Regions from separate parts of the Homo sapiens genome. Here regions 1 and 2 are each linked to region 3. The links are chromatin loops, found by intact Hi-C in ENCODE. Cell type or tissue: natural killer cell. All regions are shown on one strand. Region 1 has its middle 54 kb from the start of TLE3. Region 2 has its middle 120 kb from the start of LINC00593. Region 3 holds the start of LOC105370878 (a long non-coding RNA gene).

The links. Peaks named below come from ENCODE experiments on the same cell type or tissue, not always from the same donor. Only the 100,000 strongest peaks of a DNase experiment are listed, where the experiment ranks them.
Region 1: a loop joins it to region 3, with 13 times the contacts of the local background. A loop is called at or near these places in 1 of 110 quality-filtered maps.
Region 2: it touches region 3 in a loop (8-fold over the local background); 1 of 110 quality-filtered maps calls a loop at or near these places.

What each region holds. Positions count from the first base shown.
Region 1 is chr15:70,149,855-70,154,854 of GRCh38, reverse strand. No RefSeq gene overlaps it. Among named protein-coding and RNA genes, the nearest start is that of TLE3, 54 kb to the right of the region's middle. In natural killer cell, no CTCF peak of the experiment used is centred here; no DNase peak of the experiment used is centred here.
Region 2 is chr15:69,711,802-69,716,801 of GRCh38, reverse strand. No RefSeq gene overlaps it. Among named protein-coding and RNA genes, the nearest start is that of LINC00593, 120 kb to the left of the region's middle. In natural killer cell, no CTCF peak of the experiment used is centred here; DNase peaks (open chromatin) are centred at 2,411 and 3,531; H3K27ac peaks cover 3,072 bases.
Region 3 is chr15:70,297,689-70,302,688 of GRCh38, reverse strand. LOC105370878 (a long non-coding RNA gene) reads left to right here and starts at 4,803. Exons shown (of 2, transcript XR_932424.3): 1 at 4,803-4,891. RefSeq lists enhancers at 994-1,495, 1,691-1,790, 1,811-1,880, 2,101-2,230. In natural killer cell, no CTCF peak of the experiment used is centred here; DNase peaks (open chromatin) are centred at 1,978 and 2,408; H3K27me3 peaks cover 4,219 bases.

The sequences.
Region 1 (5,000 bases), 150 kb after region 3:
CTCCAGGGCAGGGGCTGAGCCCAGAGCCCAGAGCCCGGCACAGAGCAGGCGCTTTAGCAGTTGTGTTCCACATAGTCCAAGAGGCTGGGGTGTGCAGGGCGGGTTTGAGGAATCAGTATGGCTGAACCAAGGGCATGGCAGTGAGGCGTGCAGCTGGAGGTCAGGAGCAGGCCTCGAATGCCAACTAACACACGCTATAACCGAGGTGACTGCACTCTGGAAGGTATAAAGTACGGGTGGATGGTGAGGATTAGTCTTATCTCCAGCTCCTTCCTCCCTGGACATTGGCCGGGAGGCTCACAAGCTGTTCAGCAATCTTGCCAGCCTCAAGAGACAGGAAGAGAGAGAAAGCAGAGCTCAGCAGAAGCCGGAGAAGCCCAGCCTGGGTGGGCGGGCCAGCGAGGAATGCTATTTATCCCGAGGATGCCCCTGACCTTTCCCCGCACAACAGGGACAGACGCGCGGAGCCTGGCTGCATCCTTCTCCTTTAAAACAAGAAATGGAAGCATTACTCACCAAGCCCGGACATTTATCATGGTCTGGGGACATTAATTTGACAGTGTGTCATTTTCCATTTGGTTTGGGCCCGGTGGAGGCTGCCCTCGAAACACCTTCAATTAAATGCAGCTAATAACACAGAGCTATTTTGAGCAAGGAGGGCCCTCTGCCTCCCCCCCGAGCTCTGATGTGCGTGTGTTGTTGGGGGAGGGGGCTGCTGCAGGGAGGTTGCCGTTCATCATGATCCCAGCGCCGGGATCCTTTCCCACAAATCTAGGCCTTGCCCCAGTCATAGGCAGGTGAATCGCACACAGGACGGAGAGGATGGGGAGAGTGGCCACCGCATCCCCTGGGATGAGAAGATTTCAGTCAGCGGCCTGGCTGTGTTGCAGCCCTTCCCCTAAGAGGAAGGAAGCCACGGTTCTTGCCTAGCAGAGAGAAAGCACAGATTTTGGAGTCCAGCAGACTTGGAGGTGGATCTCAGCTATTCTGCTTCCTGCTGTGTGGCTTCAGGCAAGTCCCATAGCCTTCCTGAGCCTCAGCTTCTCACCTGTAAAATGGAAGCAAGAGTTCCTCTTTCATGGAGTGGTATGAGGAGTCACAACATTTTATGAGCTCAAATAAAATAATACATGCATGAAGCTTGTTAATTCATTAGTGGTAATTCAAAATCCTCTTTTATATTTTCCAAATTCAAAATTTGGGGAAAGACTATTAAGTGCCCAACACTGGAACTCAGAAAGTGACAGAGTGCTTCAGGAAAGCACACAGCCTCCAGAGTTAGAAACATCTGGATTTCAATCACAGCCCAGCTGTCAACTAGCCGTGTGATTTGGGGCAATTTATTTAACCTCCATGTGCCTCGGTTTCCTCATCTATAAGATGGTGTTAACCATGCCAACCCTCCCTGGAACTGTTGAGAAGATGAAACAATATGGCATGTATAGTACCAGCAGATAGTAGACGCTCAGTTCCTGTTAGCTCACTTGTTGTTTTTTGCCCAAGTCCTGAGTCTAGAAAATAAGCACAGACGGTGGTGGTTCCTACATTTCACATGTGTGCTAAGCATTGGATATGAATGTTCCTAGTTTAATCTTAAAAATGCCATAAGGTAGGTGCTAGTAGTAGATTGAGCCATATGAACTGTGTTGCTGTTGTAGGTCAAAAATGGTTGACTACTAGCAATTTCATATGTTCCATCTAACATCTTCCATTTTACTGATGAGGCACCTGGGGCTGGGGATGTTGATGTGCTCACATCGGGTACTTGGACCAGTAGTGGAGCTGAGATGGCTCCTGGCAGTAGACACTGGAGCCTCTTGGCTTCAGGCTTGATGTGGAGGGACAGCAGGCCCACGAGAAGCCCCCAGACCGTAGGGAATAAAGGACAACCACCACGGGTCCTGCTTTCACAGGTTGGTCCCCTGTTCCCCTGAATAGATTCAAACCTGTTGGCACCAGAAACACTTGGTCAGACTCAGTTAAAAGTCTGGAAGGACTAAATGTAAGGGTCAAAGTGAAGTGTTTTTTTTGTTGTTGTTGTTTTTTTTTGGTGGTTGGTTGGTTGGTTGGTTGGTTTATTTATTTATTTATTTAGAGACTGAATCTCACTCTGTTGCCCAGGCTGGAGTGCAGTGGCTGTATTATAGCTCACTGAAGCCTCATCTTCCTCCTGCCTTAGCCTCCCAAGTAGCTGGGACTACAGGCACATGCAACCACACCTGGCTAATTTTTTAAATTTTTTTGTAGAGATGGGAGTCTCCTTGTGTTGCCCAGGCTGGTCTCTATCTCCTGGGCCCAAGTGATCCTCCCGCCTCAGCCTCCCAAAATGCTGGGACTATAGGTGTGAGACACTGCAGCTGACCCAAAGTGAGATTTTGTAAGTGGAGGAGCCCAGTGGACAGTTAGGGCTGTGCACAGCAACCTCAGAGAGCTACCAGTCTCTCTGGGGGCCCTGAGACCTACCCTTTGAGCTGTAAAGCCTAGCCGGCCTCACAGGAGCCTGCCTTCCACACAGGAAGGCCACCCTCCCCACAGGAAAGGCTCTGACAGCCACAAACGCCAAGAACCACAATTCACTGCATGACCAGCTGCCAACAGACTCCCTGCAAAGTGTGATATTGATTCAGCTGCTACTGCTGCAGTTCCTCCAGAGCACTGTGCTGGGGAAAGGCCCACAGTGCACCTTGTGCCACCACTGAGATCGTGTTTATCATGAACAAGATGCTGACAAATGCCAGGCATGATTCAGGCAGGCCTGATTCAGAGGGAAGTATCTTAGTCTGTGTAGCACCAAGAGCTTTGGGCTCTCTTTAAGGCCTTGCCACTGGCTTGCTCTGTGGCTGTGGACTGAGTCTCTCTAGGCTCCGTCTCCTCATCTGTAAAATGGGGCCCTGAATGAATGACCTCACCAGGTTTTCCAGCACTGAAGGTCTACGAATCTTACAAGCTGATTTCAGAAGGCGACTATCTCAGTCCGTTCTGTGCTGCTACGACAGAGTACTCGGTAATTTACAATCAACAGAAATGTATTTGGCTCACAGTGCTGGAGGCTAGAAGTCCAAGATTAAGGGACTGCATCTGGTGAGGGTCTTCTTGCTGCATCATAACATGATGGAGGGCATCACATGGTGACAGCATGCACTAGAGAAGGCCAGACTTAATGTTATAACAAACTCCCACGATAATGACACTTTATACTCCCACAATAATGACACTATCTATTCATGAGGGCATAGTCCTTATGACCTAATCACCTCTTAAAGGTCTTAGCTCTCAGTACTGTTGCACTGGGGATGAAGTTTTCAACACACAAACTTTGGGGAACACATTCAAATCATAACAGTGACGTTACTGGTATATTCAGACACCTTTGTTCCTGAAGTGAGGAGGCGAAGTAGTAAAATTATCCTGTTTACAGTTACTGACCTTCCAGACTGGTTTCACCTCATGCTTTTTCAAATAACTTTTAAAAAATTATTTCTCTTTTCCCTGCACTTCCCCTACCACCCACAGAAGTAAGACTAAGAAAGAGAAAAAAGGAATTCACATTTCTTTCTTCCCTCATCCACATTGTTTTTTTTAAGCTGGTCAAGATAAGAATGTGGGCATTTCTCAGCAGGAATGGATGCCATTATCAACTTACACAGATTCACCAGAACTTGGTGCTGGGGCAAACTGCAGGAGACCTGAAGCTAAACAAGATATATACAGCCACAGAAGACCAGGCCAGGCAGTTACAACAGTCTACTCCTTTCTCTTGCCTACGGGTAAAATGGGTACACACATTCTAGAAAGCAGTTTGGCAACATTTATCAAAATATGTTTAAAAGGTTCACAACCTTTGGATACGGGAATATATCCCAAGAAAACAATACCAAATACAGAAAGAGCCATATGCATAAAGGTGTTCATTATGTGAAAAATTAAAGCAAATTAAATGTCTATCAATAAGGGATTGGGTAAGTAAACCATCCCACATCTTCTTAATGGATTGTAAAATACTATACAGCAATTTAAAAAGAAATCCGTAAAACTTCCATAATATGGATATGGACATATATATGAACTTTCAGCCTCCAGTACTGTGAGCCAAGTAAATTTCTGTTGATTACAAATTATCAAGTCTCAGGTATTCTGTTACAGCAGCACAAAACAGACTGAGAAATCACCCTCTGAAATCTGCTTGTAAGATTCATATATATGAATATATAAATATATGTAATTATATTATATTATTATATATTATAAATATGTAATTATATTATATATTATAAGTATATAATTATATATTACATATTTATAATATATTATAAATAATACATAAATATACAACATATATTAATATATAAATATTGTATATTATATATATGAGGGAAAAATAAGAATTTCAATCCAGTTAAATATGATGGATTAAATATACCTTGACCTTCTCTCACTGGCAACATTTTATTAAATTGACAGTAAATGGGGAGACATATATGAAATGCCAAGTCCAAAGTGGTTTGTGACATCAGGAGATAAGAGATTTCAACAAATACCTGGGCTCTGGGAAGCAGAGGGATGAGTGGTAATGACTCAGCACAGTGGAGAAAGTTACAAACTTCAGCACTTGCGGAAGGCAGACCAGTGAGAAGCACATTGATTTATCTTAAAGGATTCCTGAGAGATTCAGAGCTTGAATGCTCCAAGTCTGCAAAAATCCATGGCGATGTGCAGAGTGGAAGGCACTGCAGTTAATTTAAAGTCTACATTCAGAGGAGTTAGGGACCCAGGGTACCCTCCCCATGTCCACCACATCCACATGGTGTCAGACTTCAACTAGAACTTGAGAAATAGAAGACAATGGAAACATGAATGCAGAGAGGAACCCTATTTTGAACACAGAGCCTGATCATAAATCAAGTATGATGGTGGAATAAGTATATTTCAAACACGCAAAAAAATTGACCTCCCTTGCACCTTTCCTTAGGAAATTACCATAGGATGTGCTTCAGCCAAAC
Region 2 (5,000 bases), 590 kb after region 3:
ATCTTAAAGGATGAATTATAGAGGTGCAAGATTTCAGTGGAGGAAGTAACTGCAGATGTGCTGGAAATAGCAAGACAACTAAAATTCGAAGTGAAGCCCGAAGATGGGAATGAACTACTGCAATCTCATGATAAAACTTGAACAGATGAGGAGTTACTTCTTATGAATGAGCAAAGAAAGTGGTCTCTTGAGATGGCATCTACTCCTAGTAAAGATGCTGTGAGCACTGTTGAAATGAAAACAAAGGACTTAGAACATTGCATAAGTCGATAAGGCAATGGCAGGATTTGAGAGGATGGACTACAATTTTTAAAGAAGTTCTACTGTGGATAAAATGCTATCAAACAGCATCGCATGCTACAGAGAAAACTTTCTTGACAGAAAGAGTCCATCAATGTGATAAAATTCATTGTTATCTTCTTTTAAGAAATTACTGGCCAGATTCAGTGGCTCACGCCTGTAATCCCAGCAGTTTGAGAGGCTGAGGCGGGCAGATCACGAGCTCAGGAGATCAAGACCATCCTGGCTAACACGGTGAAACCCCGTCTCTACTAAAAAAAATACAAAAAAATTAGCCGGGCATGGTGGCGGGTGCCTGTAGTCCCAGCTACTTGGGAGGCTGAGGCAGGAGAATGGCGTGAACCCAGGAGGTGGAGCTTGCAGTGAGCCGAGATTGTGCCACTGCACTCCAACCTGGGTGACAGAGTGAGACTCCGTCTCAAAAAAAAAAAAAAAAAAAAGAAAAGAAATCACCACCTCAGTCTTTGGCAACCACCATCCTGATTAGTCAGCAGCCATCAGCCTCAAGGCAAGACCCTCCATCAACAAAAAGATTACAACTCACTGAAGCCTCAGATGATCATTTGTATTTTTTAGCAATATAGTATTTTTAATTAAGGTATGTACTTTTTTTAGGAATAATGTTATTGCTCACTTAATAGTGTATAGTACAGTGTAAACATAACTTATGTGCACTGGGAAACCAAAAAAAAATGTGTGACTTGTTTTATTGAGATACTCACTTTGTTGGGGGTGGTCTGGAATGGAACCTGCATATCCCCAAGGTGTGCCTGCGTTGGTCAGAACAAGCCACACAGCCCTCACCTAGGAGGCTGGGAAGTGTAGGAGAGCACGTGGAATAAGTGGGAGTGCCATCTCTCCCAGTCTGCCATTTCTGAGTAGATCTCAAGGTATGCTATTACAGAAACAGTCAACTCTGCAAAGAAAAGGAGACCAGCAAGGTAATGAAAATGAACCATCCATGGCAATGGGGATCTCAGGGGTAAGGAGGGGCCTCTCCTTGCTGCCATTCACTACAACAAGTAGCTCTTGCATGGCAGTCTGTGTTGGAGTTTGTCACGCACGAGTGGCCAGGCTCTTCCACCCACAGTGCCCACATGCTAATGTGATGAGGACAAGGTTGGTATGTAGAGTGTTCCCAGCCTCCCCACCATCTTTTCCAACACCATGTTTGCTACCACCCACCACCAAAATTGTCTTCCTTGCCTGCTCCATTTCTCCTCCCCCAGCTCTCAAAAAAGAGTTCCATCTTGGCCATCCAGGTTCCCAGGATGGGGAGGATGGGGAGAGATGGGCAGTGTTGCAGAGACAGGAGGGAAGGGGTAGTATTCTGGTTTGCTAGGTCAGTTCCTGACTTCTCCTTTGTAAAAAGGAATTTGGGTCAGAAGTAAACTAGAAAGAAAACTAAAGAAGAGTGGAGTCAAGGAGGAGAAAAAGGAAAAGAAAATGAAAACACAGATGTTAAGCCCATCTAAATAATGGAGATATGGAAGAACCAAAGGGAGATGGCACAAGAGATTGACTGGATATAGGAGAGTTTGGAGTGTTTCGTAGAGTGGATGTTTTTTGAAGCATAAGGAAATGAGACAGAGAACTAAAAGCAGGTCTCATTCTTTTCATTCCTTTGAGAGATGTGCATAAAGATTGAAAATCTCTTACTTTCTTTTGGTTATTGGATTGTGCTTCTTTGACTATAACTTAATGTAGAGACTGGGTCACAAGGACTCCCTGCATTCACTCAAGTTACATTAATAAAAATTCAAAACTGAATGAGTAGCATATTCTTAGGGCTTGAAAGGCAAAAGCATAAAAATCAAGAAGTGGCCATAACTTCTCAGAAAGGTATTAATAAGCTTTGGTAATTTTGGGAATGACAAAGAATGAGGAGAGGAATGTGCAGCAGCAACCGCAAGAAGCCCCTCTTCCCTGCCCTCCGAGAGCTCGGCGGGTTTTCGATGCTTGTCTTCCACTGAGGTCACCAGGTCTGAGCTCCATTTCCTGGGCACACGCTGACTAAGGAGTAGCTCCTCCCTCGCTCTGTTCATTGTACCTCCACTTGTGGAGGCCACGGTGACATTAGCTCTGTTGGCTACCACATCCCACCGTTGACTCATATGAAACTTCCTGTCAACTAAAAACCCAACACCTTTTCACTTGTGCTGTTGACCCAGGTATCCCACATCCTGTGTGTGTCTGGTGAGCATCTGAGCCCCAGTGTGAGCAAAGGTCTCTATCACCTTGCATCTTGGTGTGCAGTTATTTTGGCCCAGTGTTAATTTCAGTCCTCTTCAGACCTGCCTCTCACCTTCCTGGTATTGTCCATCCCTCTGACCTTCCCACTTGCCCCTCGGTGATAAGACAGTTTAGTGCCACATGTGACACAGAGCCCCAGCCTTCAGATCCCAGTCTGGATGCCAAATCTTATTGCATTAATTGCTGTGAGACCTTGGGCAAGTTGCTTGCCCTTGGTTACATATTTATTTCCTGGTCTGTGAAAGGGTAATACAACCTCTCTTACAGTCAGGCTGTGAGGGATAAGATAAATAAGCTTTGTAAAATATTGGCAATAGTTGCTGACACAGGAGTTTCTCAATAAATGTTCACCCTTCCCTCACCTATTTCATTCCAGTCATTGATAAAAGGGCTGAATAAGATATGGCCAAAGACAGAGTCCCTTGACATGCCACTAGAGACCCTCATCTAGGCTGATGTAGTTAGATTTATCCATTCCATTTGGGTATGGCCCTTTAACCGGTTCCTAATCTATTGAATTGCACTAGCATCCAGTCCTAACTCTTCACCTTGAGATGCGCATGAGACACCTTGCCAAATATCTTGCTCAAGTCCAAACAGATCACATATTTCTCACTTGCCTGTCTAGAAATCCAAAAGGGCAAGTGGGAGAGCCCAGGTGTGGGAATCACAGCGTTTCAGCCACAGTAGTGGGGAGGAGTGGGGTGGGCACAAGTCATACTTTATATTTGATTGCCAGAATGTTGGGCTCCCAGAGAGAAGCCCTGTTTCCCAGCAATGTGCCAGGTAGGCAGACAAGGCAAGAAGTATGACCAAGTATATTCTGTTGCCCAGGAGCTGGCCCAGAGGAGGTGGAAATGTGTGCTGAACTAGGACTTAGGGACCAGAGTTCTAGTCTTACAGTTACTGGGTGACATCAGGCAATCTTGTAACTTCCTGACCTGTTTCAGCTCAGCCACACTGAGCAGATCCTCACTATGAACTATGCCCCTTTAGCCCTTAACTGTTTGCCCAGTTCCTCCCTAGGCTCAGGAAATGGAAGTATTTGACCTGCTGGGTAGTACACATATCCCAGAGTGAGGGTGATGAATACATGGCAGGGTTCCAGGGAGTATAGGGAGCTATACCAAAGGCACAGCAGCTCTTCCTAGAACAGTGGTTAGTTAGAGAATTGCGATGTGCATACACACTTATGCATACCCACACACAAACATACATGCACACGTGGATATGCTGTGGGAAAGAAATAGATTTCCTTAAATTCTGCACGCATTTTTAAAATAAAGCCTGAGATTTCTGAGATATTTTCTATCTGCCACTGGCATATGACCCCTCAACCCTATGGGTACAACATCACCTTCCCGACATTTGAAAGTCACCCTGCTGGGCAGAAGGGGCCCTAGAGGCTATCTTGGATACATGAAGACCAAATGGCTGTTCTTGGCTTCCTTGGTGCTCAAGAAAAAGTCCAGCCACTTCCTGTTTCAAGAGCTGCCCCTTTCTCTAGGGCACACTGCCCCTCCGAGTACCTGTTCCCCAGCCCCAGGAGCTCCCCTGATGCTATGAAGGAGGAGCAGCAATAAAGAGACTGCCCGCCCCATCCCCACCACAATCTGTAGTCACAATTGTGTCTACTGTGGGCTTAATCTTGGGCCCCACTTTTGAGCTGGGAATGTAGGAAAAAATCACTAACTTAGACAGGCCAGAGTTCAAATCATGGCCCTCTCTTATCATGCAAAGGCCTCAGGCAAGTCACCTACTTCTCTGAGACCAGATATGCAAATTGCAAATTGGGATCCTAGGACCTAAATCGTTGGTGGTTGGGAAGTTATGGGGAAAAGTCCTCACATATCCTCAAGTGCCTATCCACCCCACCTTTCTCTTAGTCTTGATTCCTCCAAAATATTAGGTTACCTTTCTTTCTAATTTTTACCTGACAAGGCACAGCATAATGAAAACTGAAACTGGTTGGCCATCAGCAGACATGACTTTGAGACTACCATACTCAACGCTGACTATCAAGTCATGTATATAAACCATGCCTCAGTTTCCTCACCTTTAAGAGAGGAGGGTTGAAATAGATATTGATTATATCAGCCTCCATAGATTGCATTTCTGTAGTGTTCCAGTCATTTCATAGATGCCATTTAATTTATATTAATTCAGTATCCTACAAGAAGGTATCATCAGGCTTTACTCTATGAAAAGGAGTGGGGTGCAGCACTCAAGAACATGCGCTTTGAGCTAAGACTGCTTGACTTCAGCCCCCTGCTCTTTACTCAGCTGTTTTTTGATCTAAGACAAGTAATCTAACCGCTTTGTGCCTCAGTTTCCCTTCTGCAAAACCTAAGGTGTTTATGAAGATTAAATCAGATAATCCAAGCAAGGGGTTTCACTCAACACCTGGCACAAGAGAAGCCCTGCATAAGTAATTACCCCAGAGGAGC
Region 3 (5,000 bases):
CCCCTCCATCTCATATCCATCCATCCATCCATTCATCTGCCCATCCATCTCATAGTCACTCATCCCCTCATCTATCCAACCACTCTCCAACCACTCATATCTATCCAACCACTTATCTACCCATCCATCTCATAGTCACTCACCCACTCATCTATCCATCCGTCTCATATTCATCCATTCACTCATCTACCCATCCATCTCATATCTATCTATCCATCCACTCATCTACCCATTCATCTCATATCCACCCATCTACTCATCTGCACTTTCATCTTTATATCCATCCATCCATCCATCCATCCATGCTTTGATCCAACATCTATCCACCCATCTATCTATTCTGCATCATTCTGTTATCCTTGCATCCAGCTATCCAACAATCATCCATCAATTCATTTATTCAACATCCATCTACCCTCTGTCCATCCTTTTTCTTACTCACAAAACAGTATCTTGAGCACAGCTGGTACCAGAAACACCCAGCTAGATTCTGGCATTCAATGATAAATAGAACCATATGAGACTAGTAGCTCACAGTCTAAAAGAACAGAAAGTGTAAACTAAAACAATACACCAAAAACTACTATGAAGAATAGATAAAGTGCTATTGGAACTAGAGGTGGGAGTTGGCATGGGGGCAGCACCACTGAATTTAGTGACCTGAAAAGGAAAGCTGGAGGGTTAGTGAAATAATAGGCTGCAGACCAAGGGAGCCATGGCTGCATGTTTAAAGCCACAGCATGGCTTGGGGTATAGGGTAGGTCCCATTGGAGAGGACACAGTGAGTGGGTGGTGGGGCTGGTGAGGCAGCCAGGTGAAAAGCAGGTGAGGCCTGAGGTTACCATAGGCAGGACTTATCTGACTGGCCTCAGCAGTGCCCTCCCAGGTTGGCCATCTGTCCCTGGAGGGGCACAGCTTGGCTCCAACTCCCCCATGCCCTGGCAAACCAGAGTAAAACTGCTCAGTCCTCATGCGTCTGGAGTGATTGGAGGCCCAGCCTGTTCAGCTCCGAGTTAGAAAGCAGGGTTGGCCAGGAGGCTGCCAAGGCCACCAGGTCAGGGCCAGGGTGGGGCTGCCCAGGGAAGGCAGGAATCAGAGATTTGTGTGGCCTGCTTGGAATTCTTGGTGGTTCCCTGCCTTGGGAAGCTGCCCCTGCTCATTTGCTGACTGTGGCAGGGCGAGGTCCACGCCCCAGGAAATTGGATGTGGGCTCAGTTACCCAGTGGCTTCCTAGCTGTGAGAGGGAGGGCAGGTCATTTCGCTTCCCTGAGCTTTGCTTTCCTCATCTGTGAAAATGACAAGAGTGAGGCAAGATGGCTCTGGGCTCTTCCCAGCTCTGGTAGTTCCTAGGAGACTGACACTTGTGTGCAAGTGTGTTTTGTGCTCGAGTCTTGCCTTGCACAGAGGCTCAGGGGTCAGGCATCCCCCCACTGAGCGATATGACTCCCTTCTTCTGGCAGGCTTCTCTCCTGGGCCCCCAGATCTTCTTGGGAGTGGTGACACCTTAAGCCATGAACCAAGAGCAGTCAATTCTGTCTATTGCCCTCTTAGGTCTGCGCAGCTCTGCTGTGAGAGGCTGAGCAGGTGTAAGGAAGGCTAGCAGCTGGGAGCAGGCCCCAGAGGGAATGGGGCTTGCTGGGACAGAGACTTGAGGAGGGAATCTAAGGAAGAGCCAGAGGTCTCAGAGCTGGAGGAGAGGGCTCAAAGGGAGGGGAGTGGGACATTTAAGGTGACATCTATTGGAGCTGCCTGAGATAAACTCTGCAGATTGTATGGTTGTGCCAGAGGCCTGCCTGGGGCCTAGGGATGCTGGTTTGGGGATTTGAGTTTGATCTCCTGAAGTTTATTTTAAACCTAGCTACTGGCTGAGGCAGCAAATGAAAGCAACAGAAATCCTCAGTCAGCAGCTAATGAAACATGCACCACAGCCACCCGCCGTCGGCAAGCCCTCCTGTCTGACACCTGTAACCACTTCATCTTCCGGCCATGAGTCTCTCACCACTAAGCCAGACAGTCCTGCCCCGCAAGGAGCCCTGAGAGGTGTCACCCAGTCATAGCTGGTTTCCATCTGAATGTGCTCTGCTGGGTCCCAGAGCCGTGGGCTCTCTTCCATCTCTTCTCTCTCAGCTTCCTCTGGGCAAGGCCTCAGGCAGCCATCTCCACAGCCAGTCAGTGATGTGCTGGGGCTCCAACCAGACCTTCCTATGCAGGGTCCCTGGCCCTTCCTTGTGCCGTGGCTGCCTGGGAAGCAAGCTTTAGTTCTAGCGAGAACAGAGGTTTGTAGCTTAATGAGCACTTACTCGGGCCAGGTGCTATCTGAGTGGTTTCTGAGTACTGCTCTATTCTATCCTTGTAAGAACCCCATAAAGTGTTTGCTTTCACTATTCCTATCTGTGAGGCTAGTGTTATGTGTTGACGTGGCCAGGCTAGAGTCCACAGTTACTCAGTCAAACACTAATCTAGGCGTTGCTGTGAAGGATTTTGTAGACATGGTTAACACCTACAATTACTTGACTTTAAGTAAAAGAGTTTATCATCTGTAATCTAGGTGGGCCTGATCCAATCAGTTGAAAGGCCTTAAGAGCAAAATTGAGGTTTTCCTGAGGAGGAAGAAACTCCACCTGTGACCCATAGCATTAGCTTCTGCTCAAGAGTTTCCAGCCCGATGGCCTGCCCTACAGACCAGATTTGCTAGAACCCGTGATTATATAAGCCAATTCCTTGATGTATATCATCTACTACTGGCTCTCTTTCTCAGATAGAACATTGACTAATATACCATCTAACAGCAACTGGGCCAGTGTGACACAATTAGTAAGCGGGGAGCCAGGGTTCAAATGGAGGCAGCCCAATCTCTGAGCATGAATTCTTAACCTCTGCAACATACTATTTTTTAATCAATATTAGCACATTGCATCCACAGTTTCATTTTATTGATGAGACTTAGAAAGGTAAAATAACTTGCCCAAGGTCACACAGCTTATAAATGAACGCACTGGAACTCCAGCCCAGGTTTGTCTGATTACAGGCCTGGGCACGCTCCACTATTCTCCGTGGTGTGCTGGTAAGTGTTATCAACTGGTTCTCCAGAAACAAATATATGTATACATATATACACACATAAGTTAATATAAAGTTTATTGCCATCAAGGATTGTAGCACACAATTTACAACTAATAATAAAATATACGTATTTTTTATTATCAATTTTATCTAGTAAATTGATTCTCACAGGATGCTTTTGTTGATACTTCCTAAACTTTTGTATCTATAGTTAAATTATTATTACAATTACCAAATAAGTATAGTTCCTGTGTGAATGTTTGCTGTTTTCTTTTACATTAATAAGTTTGATAGGAATGGAGCAATGGAGGCATGAATTTCATTCATTTGGCAATGACACAAGTGACTTATTTGCTGAATTAAAGAATAGTTTTTGAATATTGGAAGAATATGTCCTCAATTCTTTTTCATGCTATTTACAATTAAAGGCTACCAGCACAACATACTTTTAAGTATAATCTACATTAACATTTTCTCCATTATTTTCTTAACTCTAGACTATCAACAAAACAATAATCAGGCTCTGATTTGTAGCATTTGTCAATTTGTTTGATGTAAATATTCCCACCATCGCTGATTTCAAGCCACCAACATGAGTTACTGCAGGAGGTGTTGAACAGAGATGCTCAGTAGCGCACCTTCATATGGTATTTCTGCCATACATATACAATAGATGTAAACAACCTCAACAGCATAGGTAATTGAAAGATGGGATAAATAGGAAGTGATGAATTTTTGGCATTCATTAGCTTTGTTTTTGTTATAATGTATTTAATTGTAAATTTGCCTAAGTTAATTTTTAATAACTGTTTGACAACCAGCTCACGAAATTCCTGAAATTTTACCAGTCCGTTCATGAACCCGTATGAGCTTCTCCTGCACACTACTTTAAGAAGAGTTCAAGGGCTTTCTCTTTCTTGATCTCCAACAGGCTGTTGGTTATTTTCCCTCTGGAAGGACCTCTTGTGCACCTGTCCTATTGTCATTATTTCTTTCCATGTTTGTCTGTGCATCAGAGTAGTTTGTTGAGGGCTGAGATTATAGATTATAACTCATTCATCTTGGTAATGGCCCAATAAACCCATAAAGTTTTTTGATCAAATGCATAGGTCAGAGATTTTCAAATCTTATTTCCAAAAGCCCAAGAATTCTGCAGAAACATCTCTGGGGTCCCCACAAGCTGACAGGAAGGCTGGAGTAGCAATGCTCCAAAAGCCCAAAGAAAGTGCCACAGAAAAGAAGCAATCAGCAAATGAGAAGGAGCTCCTGGAAATGATTATTGCTAAAAATTATTTTAAAAAATCAATTGAAAGCTTGAAATGCAAAGTTAAGAAAATCTCCCAGAACATGGAGACAATGGCATAAAGTATGGGAGGAAAAAAATATTCAAACAGGATCAATTCAGGAGGCCCAATATCCAACTAAGAGTAGGAGTTCCAGAACAAGAAAAGAAAGAAGATGGAGGGGAGGGAATTATTGCAGAAATAATTACATTTTAAAAGTCCCCAGAGCCAAAAAGGGACACCGAGTCTTTAAATTGAAAGAGCTAAGAGAATATCAAGCAGATATAGAATTGAGCAATTTAAGAATATTAAAGATTAAAGCAGATCCTGGATATTTCTATGGAAACTAGAACATCAGCTCACAAAAACCAGAACATTGACTCTGACAAATAAACCGGAATAAGGGTGACATCATAATACTCTATAGCAACGATAGAGGCCCAGAGAATAATAGCCAACACTTAACATGACGCCCACGATGTGCAGGCACTGTTCTAAGCATTTTACATATGTAAACTGGTTAATCCTCATCACAACTCCATGAGGTAGGTACTATTTTTATCTTAGCTTATTTATGAGAAAACCGAGGCACAGAGAGATTAAGTGACTTGCTGGGTTCTAGGAAATGTAAAGTTAAAATTTAAACCCTGGCAG